Linked DNA regions of Mus musculus: region 2 is linked to region 1. A link is a loop called in an ENCODE intact Hi-C map of the cell type or tissue named here. Cell type or tissue: heart. All regions are shown on one strand. Each heading gives the region's core, and the rest is flanking DNA. Links, peaks and the distances in the headings are about the cores only.

The links. Hi-C counts contacts between places; a loop is a spot of excess contacts. Peaks named below come from ENCODE experiments on the same cell type or tissue, not always from the same donor. Only the 100,000 strongest peaks of a DNase experiment are listed, where the experiment ranks them.
Region 2: a loop joins it to region 1, with 2.8 times the contacts of the local background. A loop is called at or near these places in 2 of 42 quality-filtered maps.

Annotation. Positions count from the first base shown.
Region 1 is chr11:50,824,783-50,831,559 of GRCm38, forward strand. Zfp354c (zinc finger protein 354C) reads right to left here and starts at 2,949. Exons shown (of 5, transcript NM_013922.4): 1 at 2,797-2,949; 2 at 1,644-1,728. The coding sequence starts at 1,676. It also overlaps a transcript of Zfp879 not described here. In heart, for the core only: no CTCF peak of the experiment used is centred there; a DNase peak (open chromatin) is centred at 2,989; H3K4me3 peaks cover 1,744 bases; H3K27ac peaks cover 1,259 bases.
Region 2 is chr11:50,883,762-50,890,538 of GRCm38, forward strand. It overlaps Zfp454 (zinc finger protein 454), which reads right to left and starts at 3,740. Exons shown (of 6, transcript NM_172794.3): 1 at 3,605-3,740; 2 at 2,608-2,737; 3 at 1-50. The coding sequence starts at 2,640. In heart, for the core only: no CTCF peak of the experiment used is centred there; a DNase peak (open chromatin) is centred at 3,850; H3K4me3 peaks cover 1,623 bases; H3K27ac peaks cover 1,297 bases.

The sequences.
Region 1 (6,777 bases), core at 1,048-6,047:
TAAAGAGCACTGGCTGCTCTTTCAGAGGATCCAGTTTCAATTCGCAGCACCTACAGTGTCTCACAACCATATATAACTCCAGTTCCAGGGGAATATGGCAAACTCTTCTGGCCTTCACGGGCAACTGGCAACATGGTGCACAGACATACATGCAGGCAAAACATCCATACACATAAAAAAAATAATTGTTTTTCCAAAAGAATTAAAGAGGTAATTAAGCTGGGCCTGTCAATCACCTGGCCAGAGTTTGCCTCTATCCACCTTCTCACCGCCAAACTCTGGTTCACTTGAAGACAGGCTAAAGACAAGGAGGAGTGATTATCCCTTAATGAAATAATGTGCTCGGCCTTCCCAGAAGCCTTTGGGCAGTGCCACCTTGGAGCTTGCCCAACTTTCAGTTATTCCAAAAACTGTAACTTTTCTTTTTATTTATCTTTTTTTCTTTTTGGCCAAAATCCTAAACATGGTTTCCTTGGCATTCTGGGGTTTCTCACCCATTCTCAAAAGCTACTTCCCCCACCACACAACTGTCTGCTGTGGGATGTAGTACCTGTCAATAATAAATCTGACGGCTTATGGCTTAGGCAGGACATAGGAAGTGTAACATCTGGGAGGAGAGAGTTCTGGGACAGTGCCAGGTGAGAGATCCACTTGGAAAGATGTGAGGAGACAGACACATGGTACCTGAGCACAGGTAACCAGCCAGGTGGCAGAACGTAGGTTAAAATAATTGGGTTATTTTAGTTATGATCTATTCAGAGCAGAGCCTAGCTACATGGCCAAGGTATGTGTAACTATATTTTGAGTCTCAGTCTTACTTCTGAGAGCATGGGTCTGGGAGGAAGAACCAGGCCTAACATGTACAGTTTGCCCATCAGGAGCCTGCTGATCTCCGTTGCTGAACCTGCCTTTCTTGTTCCTATCTCACTCCTCCTGGCAGCTGCCAAGACTTACTGCTTGCCTGAACTGTTATTTTTCTCAGCCTCTAATAACATTTTCTTCAAGCTTCTGAGTACATGTCTAGGTTCTTTTATTAATGAAGTTAAGAACCCAAAAGAAAGGGCCAAATTTCCCTGGCAACTGAAGGCCACAGAAGATATTTTAAATTATGTTTTATGTCTGTATGGATGTGGTACCTGTTGATAATAAATAATAATAATAATAAATAAAATATAATATAATAAATAACATAAAATAAAAAATAGAAATAATTTAAAAAATAAATAATAAATAAGCCTTTGGTTTAGGCAGGAAATTAGGAAATGGGACATGAGGGAGAAGAGAGAATTCTGGGATTGAGCCAGAGGAGAGATCCAATGGTAGGGAGACCTTCACAGCTCTGTCTTTGGCTAACACAATGGGGTAGGCACTCCATCTGAAGGACTCCCTGTATAAAAAAAGAAAGCACCTGGGAGGTCTTATGAGGTGGTGGCTATCATCTGTGCTGGGCCTGGCAGAATCCTTTGATAAGTGTGAGGAGGGAGGCTTTTGTATCTTTTCTTTGCAGGTCAGCTTCAAACTGGAGTTTGCATACCCCTGTTAAATGCTAATTTTGCAAGGGAAAAAATTGGCAGGGGCAGAAAATGGAAACACATCCACATCTGAGTCAGAAAGCAATTTATGCAAAGACAAGCTTCACTTACTGTGCCTCGGGCAGCCAGCAAATCCACAGCCATTTCCCTTCTTAGTTTTTCTGCCAAAGGAGAGCCGAGTGCTGACCAAATATGCCTGGGAAGAAAAAAAAAAAAAAGGTGTAGTAAGGAATTCTGGTACAAAGGGAAGGCTTGGAGCCAGGAGGGTAAAGCCACCCACAAAGGGGTCTGGAGAAGTGGCTGTGTGATTAAAAGCACTTCCCTTGTTCGCAAAGAAGTTTGATTATCAGCACCCACATTGGGCTATCCACAGCTACTTGTAACTACAGGGGATCCAACATCCTCTCTGGCTTCCTTAGGTACTGTGTGCTCATGGGCACAGACACACAAACAGACACAAACATACACACATGAAAATAAATTAAGTTTTAAAACCCACCCATAATGGTACCAAATGACAGGAACACTGACAAAGCCAACCTGCCAAAACTACATCCCTTCTGTATATTAATCACTCTTCTTCTTTCTTACACTGATCCCTCCACACCCACCTACAGACCCTTTAGCACCTTGTACAAGATTCGTGGCAATGTCAAAAGGTTGGGCAGGACTGATTTAAAGTACAAAGGATAATGTGTCCAAGCTCTCTGCAAATGCTGTGTCTGTCTACCGCAAGAACTTAAGTGTTGGCTGTTTGGGAATTCCTGGAACCAGTCCTCTGTGCAGCAGAGGTGGGGCTGTGCTGTCGACGTGGCTGAGGTGGACAGCCAGGAGGTTCACAGCCTGCCCAAAGTGACAAGACAGCAAGCATCACAAATGGGAAGGAAATTCTGCTTTCAGTCTAAGGCTCCGATCAAGACTCAGAGAACTCTCGGGCCACAATGTGCCTTGGTTTCTTCTTCTGCACCATAGGCACAATGAAGGGCCAAGGGGCCTGTAACTTGCTATTAGATGCGCTAATTCATTAAGTTAGATTAGACTGCTAGGTATCGGCTGTTGATTTTATGATCTGCATAGCTAAGATGCTACAGAAGATGCACAGGCCTCTGGATCCGCAGTTTGGTCCCAGCCACGCTTCGTGGAGGGCCAAACCCGCAGAAAGATCCCCGAGCCTGAGGCCGCAGAGCAGTCGCCAGGCCGCGCCGGGCTCGCCGGGAAGCCCACCGCCCGCTACGCCCCGGTCGCCCCTCTTCACCCCACTCACGGACGCCGGCGCTCGCTCCCACCACTCTCAGCACGAGCAGTCTCGAGGATGTCGGCCCCAGACGCTCTCTCCTAGCACAGTCAGGATCACCTCCACCAGGAGCCCCCCAAAACGCCGCGAGCAGCCCCGCCACCGGGAGAAGCCCCAGAGAACTACTACTCCCGGCATGCCTGAGGTCTTTTCTGACTACACCTCCCAGAAGGCACCGGGGCCAGGCGCGTTCTGAAAGCTGAGTCGGGTCGTGTTGCACTGCAAATCCAGCAAGCCTGTCCCTGCTCTCTCAGTCAGTCCCTCAGACTTGTTTGCTAGGAGGGTGAAGTGATGTGACAGGACAAAAGTGGAATTTAGGGTTTAGGAGCGAGGTACCCATAGGTACCAGGCCAGCCTGACTGACTACATGTGGACAGCCAGGACTACATAGCGAGACTAAAACCAAAAAAAGTAAAACAAAACAAAACTCTAGGAGAACCCTAGCCCACATCACTAATCATTGTAGTTTATTTTTTTTACATTTTTTATTAGGTATTTAGCTCATTTACATTTCCAATGCTATACCAAAAGTCCCCCATACCCACCCACCCCCACTCCCCTACCCACCCACTCCCCCTTTTTGGCCCTGGCGTTCCCCCGTACTGGGGCATATAAAGTTTGCGTGTCCAATGGGCCTCTCTTTCCAGTGATGGCCAACTAGGCCATCTTTTGATACATATGCAGCTAGAGTCAAGAGCTCCGGGGTACTGGTTAGTTCATAATGTTGTTCCACATATAGGGTTGCAGATCCCTTTAGCTCCTTGGGTACTTTCTCTAGCTCCTCCATTGGGAGCCCTGTGATCCATCCATTATCTGACTGTGAGCATCCACTTCTGTGTTTGCTAGGCCCCGGCATAGTCTCACAAGAGACAGCTACATCTGGGTCCTTTCGATAAAATCTTGCTAGTATATGCAATGGTGTCAGCGTTTGGATGCTGATTATGGGGTGGATCCCTGGATATGGCAGTCTCTACATGGTCCATCCTTTCATCTCAGCTCCAAACTTTGTCTTTGTAACTCCTTCCATGGGTGTTTTGTTCCCAATTCTAAGGGGGGGCATAGTGTCCACGCCCCAACTGGTAAGAAGGACACATGCTCCACTATGTTCATAGCAGCCTTATTTATAATAGCCAGAAGCTGGAAAGAACCCAGATGCCCCTCAACAGAGGAATGGATACAGAAAATGTGGTACATCTACACAATGGAGTACTACTCAGCTATTAAAAAGAATGAATTTATGAAATTCCTAGCCAAATGGATGGACCTGGAGGGCATCATCCTGAGTGAGGTAACACATTCATAAAGGAACTCACACAATATGTACTCACTGATAAGTGGATATTAGCCCCAAACCTAGGATACCCAAGATATAAGATACAATTTGCTAAACACATTGTAGTTTATTTTTACTGTATACAATACACAGAAAACAATGTGACATGGGCCTTGATGTGCATCCCAGGATGGCTTCAGAAAGCAGGAGGATTAAAAAATAAAAGTAATTGATTGAATGCCTTTTGATTTTTTTTTTTTAAATCCAGCTAGCTGCTGAATCCTAAAATCAATTTCCATTTGGTTGGGACAGCAATGGACCTTCAGAGATCCTGCCTACCTCTAACCTCTAGGGTTTCGTTGTTTTGTTTTGTTTGTTTGTTTAAAAGAAAAACATAACCTTAACTCTCTCAAGTTTATATTTCTGATCTGGGAAGTCAGCCTAAAGAACAACAAAAACTCAGCAGTGAAGGTGTTTAAATAGCCCTTCATTGCTAAACCGAGGCTCTCTCAGAAGCCACAGTCTGTTGAGTGAAAAAAAAATCCCAGTTTCAGGTATGTGTTGCCTCTATCAGTATCACTGGCCATAGAGGCCCTCTTACCCTACAAAAGCAATTGTTTCTGGTTTTGTTGTTGTTTTTGTTTGTTTCCAGAACTAAATGAGAGTTCCTGTTGCTGGAGATGTCACGTTCTTTCGTTGCAGGAGCATGGAGAATTCAGGCTTGGCCTGAGCTGGAAGATATCTCCATGTGCTAGCTCATTGTCAAAGTGCTCAAAAGCAGCTGTGCAGGCTCCTGGGGTAGAGCCGATGCCAATATTCTTGTTCAGCTACGAACATAGTATGGGTACAGCCAGGATTGTCCATTTTCATTTAAAGCCTGTTTCACTGGAGAAAACTTCTATTTTCCAGGGCAAAACCTGTGGCTGGGGAGATCCTAGTCCCCAGTAAGGGAAACTACTGCTGTTATTTTGTTTAATAGGTACTACATACCTTCGAACCATTTGAGATTATGGGAATAGAAAACCGCAGCTATTAACATTGGTTGTGGGAGAAAACTTTTTTTTTAAGTGTGTATACTCTCATATGAGTTTAGATGTCCATGAAAGCCAAAAGCTTTCATGCCCTGGAGCTGAAGTTACAGCAAGTTAGAAATCACCCAACATGAGTGCTGGGAATTGAACCAGGGCCTTTCGCAAGAGTGGTACTATAACCTGACTTTTGGCTTCTTTGTGCGTTCTTTTTTTCTCTTACCTTCCCCACCCTTATCCCCTCCAAACCCCCAACACTAGGTAGGAGAGAAAGGATAGAGGGAGAGGGGGTGATGATGTCATTAGACTACTTCCTGCTGATGAGGACCTTTGAACTCCTTGGGGGCAATTTTGATCTTTGTAGTCAGGATATCGCCAACCAGAAACCAGCAATGCAAACAGCAGGAGAGGGGTGAGCTGCCACATCTCTCTCAGGGGCTCTTGTATTTATATACTCTCTTAAGAGTCCTCAGAATTCCAACCGCCATACACTTGCAGAAACTATCTGCAGCTGGAAGAATCATGTACCCTGCCAGAGCATGAGGCAAATCATGTCAGCTGCTGTGGACAGTCTGAAGCAGCCCCACACCTGGGATTAAAAAAAAAAAAAAACATATTCCCAAAACAGTACTATGTTTTAAAAGAAACAAAAATTCTCACTATGTAGAGAACTGTTTTAACCATGGGATTGCAATTTCTCCTGACCTGGGAAACACCCCTCCCCAGTGGGAGGTAGTTGTGGGTCACAGTTTGTCATGGCACTAAGAATACTGAATGTTGCTGTGGTATACTGAGCCTCAAGCCATGAATGGAAGACAACAATCAGACAGACATCTGTATGGCTCTAAGGCACAGGGAAGGTTGCAGAAGAGAAGAGTGGAGAGGGTGCTGTTATGTGCTTTGAGCTTACCTGGAATGGGAACAGGGAAAAAAGAGGCTCTCGCGGCTCAGGAAGCTCTAGAAATGTCATAGGCTTAAGAAGCTGACTCGAGAAGTCTATATAAACAGAGCACATCTGCTACAGGGAGCACCGTGCTACACTGTGAAGTAATTTCTCATTTCTAACAAACTGTGTGTGTGTGTGTGTGTGTGTGTGAGCGTGTGTGTGTGTGTGTCAGTGTGTGTGAGAGTGTGTGTGTGTTGTGTGTGAGTATGTGTGCATGTGTGTGTGTGTGAATGAGCGTGTGTGTGTAAGCGTGTGTGTGTGTGAGTGTGTGTGTGTGTGTGTGTGTGTGTGTGTGTGTGTGTGTGTGTGTAAAAATAAAATCTGAAATGCATTTGTCCAAGGAACCTCACCTCACAATTTAATACAGCAAAGGCAATTGCTCTCTGAGAAAAGCAAGTGGAGACGGCAGGCATTTTGTGCCTTAGAGTGCCTTTGGGTCTGAACCAGAGGTGGTAAATTGTGGGAAGACAATTCAAGAAATAATACACCTACATACTCAGGGTGGTTTTCTTCTCAGCTTAGTGAATTTGTTGGGCTGACCTTCCTCAAATTGTATTGAGGCGTGTCTCTGTGTTTTCAACTGTTAATTTTGTACAGGCAGACAACTAAGTGCTGGCAGGATTTTGGTATTGTCATTTTTATGCCCATCACTAGAATTCTACATTGTAAATGTTTGCCCTTCCTAGCCTGCCTAAAACAACTTA
Region 2 (6,777 bases), core at 886-5,885, 59 kb after region 1:
CACTCCTCCTGGGTGAAAAGCACGGCCACATCCTTGAAGGTCACCAAGTCCTGTGACACAGAACACTTCCTTACCAACCTGGGCATACCACAGAAAAGCTCAGGCTGGCTGTCTCCACAGCTCTCTTGGATCATCTCACAGGTCTCCTGCAGGAGGCTGGTGTTCAGGGACAAGCTACATGTCCTCAGCATCTCCTAGTGGCTGAGCCTTGTGCTGCAGACAAACTTTGTCTCCAACTTAGGCATCAACTGTAGAGAAGTCGTTATTAAAGACTGTGCAGTTGTTCACTGGGTCCACGTCTCCCAGTCTTTCCACAGCCCTAATGTAGCTGTGTAAAGTCTCAGCACAACACATATTGCTATGTTCTTACTCATGGTGGTGTAGATAAACAAAGGGCACTGGCAGAAGTGTAAAAGCATACAGCACACAGTACTGTACAGGGCTAACACTTGATAATGACAGCAAACCACACTGATACACCTAATGTCCTCTTTTTAAATCATTATCTTAGCATACACCTCCATACACTCTTTCCTGTGGAATAGTATGTCACGTTTCACCAGCAGCACCCTCACCTGTTTTGTGTTTCTGCATCCCTGGATTAATTAGGAGGCCAGGCTGAACGGCTCACCCAAACTATCTGGTTTTCAGAAATGCCCTCTGTGTGTTCACATGAACACCAAACAGCTCCATGAAGCACTTCTCAGAATGGGCAGAGTCCTTCTATGGCACATGCTCACTGTTTTCAGTAAGCTTTCCTTCTCATCTACTCACCCAAACACACGTGTGAGTGTACACACACACACACACACACACACACACACACACACAGAGGCACACACACTATGGAAATAATTCTTCTGTATTGTGACGCCATCTATGTCTTCTTTGATTACAACTCATCCCTTCCTTGGAAATTCTGACCAAGGACAGATTCTCTCTAAGAAACCTGGAATATAGCATGGAAAACAGCACCTTGCACAGTGTGGTCTTCTGAGCTAAGAAGCCAGGGAGGTAGTGTGCACTGAAGAAGGTCCAAATGGAAGTCCAGAAAAGAAAGCAAAGGATCTAAGTGGAGGGACTCTAAGCATATTCTAGACTCCATTTCCATAGCCAAAGTCTGTTGTATCTCTGTATTGTGTTTCTGATAAATGCCTGCTTTAGCTTAAGATAGCTTCGTTAAGTTTGTTACATGTACCCAAAGCCTTCGTGCACAGCAAGGAGCCAAGAAACACTGGCTGGAGTGAAGCCATGAGTAGATTTACTAAGAACCATTGCTCATCTCTGGTTTCTGACACAGCTAATGAAGCTGATACATTGTCTATCCCTAAGCGCTTCTGCCTGATGGCAGCCAAATTACAGTAGCTTGTGAACAACACAATAGTGTTTGACTGCCATGCCTGATATAGCTTATCCCTCCAAGGTCCATGTACCTGTGTGAATGTGTTGGGAAGTGGGACACCTTGAAGAGGTGGGGCTTATATGTGGCATGAGTAGTCTCCTGGAGCTCCATTCCCTGAAGGGTTTAATGCACATCTTGTAGGATTGGGAGGAATGGGGCAGGTCCCTCTGGATTGCAGTGGCTATTAAGAGCAGCACATTGTTATAAAGTGAATTTAGCACCTTGGACCTCTCTCATTTCTTCTCACCATGCAAAACTCCCCACACCTTTCTCGGTCCTGTCATGTGGTGCCATCGGCTACATATGATGCAGCCTCGAGCCCTTGCAACCTGGAGCTGCCCAATCTTGAACTTTCAGCCTCTAAATAAAGCTCTTTGATTACCAAACTCAAGAAGAGAATGAGCTGTCAGCAAGCTAGAACTGGTTGGTGGTTCTTCCAGCTTCTGACCTCCCATAAATCCCTGTCCCAGATAGTTAAAGACTTAAAAGAAAAGGAATTAGAACAGGTTTTACCTAAAGAGACTGGTACCACTCAGAATGCCTTTTAGATCTGAGCCCTTTGTAGACAGGCTCTCCATGTAGCCCAGGTTAGCCTCAACTTTCAATCTTGCTGCAGTCTGCCAAGTATTATGAATTCAGGTGTAAGCCACCATACCCAGCTTTGTGTGTGTATATGTGCCAGCTTTGTGAGAGTGTGTGTGTGGTGCTGGAGACTGAACTTAGAGCCCTATACATGCCAACCAAGTATTCTACCACAAAACTATCCCCCTAGCCTATAGAAGTAGAGTTCTTCAATTATTTTTGTACTAATCCTATATATTCTTCTTAAACAAAAGTTACACGTTATCTTTAAAAGACATCAATAACTACGTGGCGTCTAGGACACCCCATGTTCACGGGAAACAGTTCAAATTTCTTCTTTAGATCCTATGTCAGTTCCTGCCTTTACCATTTTGGACCACCATCTTACTGGCTAACAGAAGTAGAAAGGTTTTCATTTTATACTAACCTAGAATCCTGCCCAGATGTGCCACTTTCATGCCTTACAGAAAGCTCTAAAGCTCACTAGGAGGAGATGTGTGGTGGGAGGGAGCAGCTGGGGTCTTTGGGGGTGGCTGGAAAGGAAGCTTCTGGTTAGAGCAATGAATGAAGTCAAGGACACAACTGGGGATACAGGGGGACAACACTGGACAGTGATGACTCACCTGGACCAGGGCCGGGAGCTGGCTGACAGCCATTCCTTTTCTCTGGTGAGCTGAGGAGCATTGAGTAGGAAGGAGGCAGGGGAGGAGCTTTACAATTGCTGGGGTTCTCTGGCTAGAAGCATCTGCACTCCTGTAATGAGAGGGCCGGGTCAAAGGTCACAGGGATGCGCCTCACCATTCACATCCTGGCTCACTTTGTTCTTTTGCTCCCAGTGCATACTCCCTCTGAAGGTAGCTGTCCTCACCCAATCTGTAAAGTGACTTCTCCCCATGCCAGCTCTCCTTCGCATCTTTCCTTTAGTCAGATCCTGCATGCCTTCCCGTTTGTGTGGCTTTGGCTTTCCCCTGCAGAAAGCTTGCCCGGCCCAGTCCTCAAACTCTACCCATTCTCTGTCCCTTCCCCTGCAGCTATGCTTTGGCGTCTTAAGACAGCCTTTCCTCCTGGGACAGCTCTATCCCAACTAGAGGGAAGGAGGAGGCAAAGAGGTGACTTTTTCCTGAAAGGGAAGGGGAGTTAAACCGGCCAGATCTCTCTCTCTCTCTCTCTCTCTCTCTCTCTCTCTCTCTCTCTCTCTCTCTCTGTGTGTGTGTGTGTGGGGGGGGGGCTGTTTCGTGTTTCGGATGGGACAGTGTAGGGAGCGGGTTTCCGGGAGAAGAAATCATTCACATAAGTCACCCTCCACAGTTTCGTCAAGTGCAGGGGCTGCAGTGAAGGTGTCCCTTTCTCAAGTTCCTCAGAGAGAACTTGGAGCCACGCCGGGAATATAACCAGCAGCTGTATGCAACTGTATTTGTGAGTTTGCAGCAAGATGAGCTAGAGGTCCTGACCAACCCTTCTCAACGTGCAATCAGGTTCGGATCCCTTAGCTCGACTACAAAACAGTTCTGCTGGTCCCTTCCATGTGTGGAATCAAATCTCAGTACATGCGCTTCAAAGTTAAGGACGTGGGATCCACGCCTTTCAAAACGGACCACAACCCACCCTTAGTCTACGTACCCTCTGTTCTCAACTCCCAGACCTGACCTTCAGTCTCTGGACACTGCAGATCACCGTGGGGCTTCCCTTAGAAGCTTGTCCACTGCAGAGCATAGCCTCGACAGAGTAGTCAGGACACAATGAGCTGGAGCCTGCTGCTTGACGCGGAGCCGCGCCTGCGCGTTTGTCCAGGAGCCGGGAAGCCTAATTCCCACAAATCTCTCTGCTGCAGCGCTTAGATTTTTGGACTCCTTTTCTCAGAGGGAGACCAGGAGCAAAAAGCGATAAAGCGCGCCTGCGCCTAGTCACTTTGTGGCCGAAACTACAATTCCCAGAAGGCTCTGCGGTGCACTAGCCTATCGCTGGGCAGACAAGTGGTCTAGTCTTGTGGAGACCAGCAGTGAAAAAAGGTCCAGGATGCTGTTATCAAGGTTACTAGACTCTAGGATCTGCAAGCAAAGCCAGAGAACATCCAGGAACGTCGTAATAGCGCCTAACGACAGAGAAAGGTCTTGAAAGACAGTCAGTACCAAGCTCTCAAAAATGCTACAGCCTCTGTTGGAGCTGGACTGGAGAGGCATGATAGACCTTGAGTGCAGTGAGGGTTTGGGTAGCAGGATTACCGGAGGGGGGTGCGGGGGGGGGGAAGGACGATGGCCCTGGAAGTCTCTGCAGAGTAAACAAGTGTCTCTGGGAGCACGGGATAGTATATAGAGAAGCTTGGATTTACTTCTGGTGACTGTATTTTGCTGGGGCCTGTGAGTATCGAGTAATGTACCAGAATCTTTCCCTGAAGATGTCTAGTTGCCTTTGGATATGTAGTAAGTATTCATGGAGGAACTTTCTTATTGGGAGAAAAGTGAAACAAATTCAATTAAAAAAATATGATTTGAGATTGACACTTCTGGGATTGCTGGCCACCCTTTAGGATACAATGTCAGTGGCTCTGTCCTGGGCTTTAAAGATGTCATTCTCTCACTTAGGGCACACACATATAGGTTAAGGCATAGAGCAGAGAGTGTTGAAACAGAGTGACTCCTGCACTGCAGTTTTTGTGTGACTAGGGAAGGTGGTCCATCAAACAGAAAATATTCATTAGGAGTGAATGAAAGGACAGGAATGCTGAGTTAGGGGTTTCAGAGTGAGAAGGGGCAGGGTGTTTGGGAGATTTTACTGTCCCAGGAAGAGCTCCCCACAAAGAATTTGGCTTAGGATATTTGATGCTTAGCAAGACCAGCATGTTCACCAGGAACAAGGAAAGAAAAAAGGGCTCAAGATGACATTGTGTGTGACTCTGAGGTTCTGACCCCATGGTAAAAATGTGGATTTATTTTGTGTGTGAAAGGAAAGCAATGGAAGTTCCAAGTGGACAGATGAACTTATCTGTGCAGACTATGGTCAGTTCTGGGCAGGACAGATTCAGGGTGAAAACTAGGGATGGTCGTAGGACAGTGACTTAGCATTTGTTGGCTTGCTTCCTAACAATCAAAACTCATCCAAAACAACAGCAAAATAAATTAAAAACCCAGACTATGGTGTAGTTGAGGGAGAGAAAGGACAGTAGACTTGGAGTTTTCTGCAACAGTCAGTGTGTGGCATACCCTCCCTCCAGTATACACCTCTTGTAAGGCTGGGATGATCGGTTTTGTGCATGGTGTAAGATTGTCTTTGTATTATTCAAATGGTGATTTCTGTACCAGCAGAGATATGAGTACAGCCCAGACATTGGAATTGTTAAGCCACACCTGTCTTAGTTGCTTTGTAAAAGCCTCTAACACCTTCTGATTGGTTTAATCAAGAGGTGAACAGCCTATGGCAAAGCAGGATATGATAGGTGGGACTTCCAGGCAGAGTTAGGAACTCTGGGAGGGAGTCTGAGGAGTGAGATTCCTCAATGAGACACAGAGGAGAGATTCTTCAGTCAGACTCGAGAGATGGAAAGTTCTCCATCCAGACAAGGAGGAAGACAGACATGTAAAACTGAGGCGAGGCAACCAGCTATGTGGCAGAGATTAGATTAATATAAACGGGTTAGTTTAAGTTATAAGAGCTAGTTGGGAACAATTCCCCCAAGGACTAAATCCTTCATAATTAATAACAAATCTCCATGGCATTGTTGGGAAGCTTATGGGTTACAGTTAATCCAATGGGTTATTTTCTATGACATTTGCTTTGAGAGCCTAGTGATCCTCCTAGGAGCTGTGGGTTCTGGATGGCATGCTAGTAAATTTAGACATCAGTTTTCAGATGTATCGACAATTAAATAGCATTTAGCACTAACTGTGTTAGGTATTTCCCTAAGCACTTTATTATCTAAAACAACCAAGAGCACCAAGTTTTACACCATTAAGAAAGGAGGAAACAGTCTCTAATTATGGAGCACCTTGAGCGAGACCCCAGTAAACAGGTGGGACCAGAAATCTCACCCCTGCTAATGAAGGAATATGAAGCATCCACACTGTGTGCCTAGACTAGCTAGGAGGAGACAAGTCTTCCAAAATCTTTGATGAAAGTAGTGAAACTTCTGTTTATCTGATTCATTCCTGCTGGGGCTAAGTGAAGTCATTAGGGAATTAATATCATATGGGTAGCCTTCCGTATGTATGTGTGTGGGTGTGGGTGCACTCACAGGCACCTGCTGTGTATATCACACAGAGAGACATGCACAGCCTCTAAACAGCACTGGCATGTAGCTCAATTGGTAGAGTGCTTGCATGAATATGTGATTTCGATACCTACTACAACTGCAACTCAGGAAGTAGAGACAGGCAACAGATTGAGTTTAACAGCAGCCTGGATGAGACTGTCTTAAAGATTAAAGCAACTGAAAACACACTGTAGTGACACCTTTCTCCTCAAATGGCTCGAGCTAGGATGCCCTTAGGAGCTTTCCTTACTGTTCCTAGCATTCACCAGGCCACACCCATTTTCCTCATGCACTTTCTGTCATTAGGATCCAGGCTAAGGAAGAAAGGGGTTGGGAGACACCAAAACTATTTTCCTGTCTGTTATCCCTATGAGCTCTGGATATGCAAATTAAAGTTTATATAGGACCAATCTGACTTCTTCAAGACTGGTTACTACTTAGTTCCTATCGCTGTGTTGCAGAGCCTATCAATAAGATCTTTGCATTAGGGTGAAACACCTTCCTTTAGCTTCATTTCCTGTTACTTTGGCTGCTCTCAAATAACTAA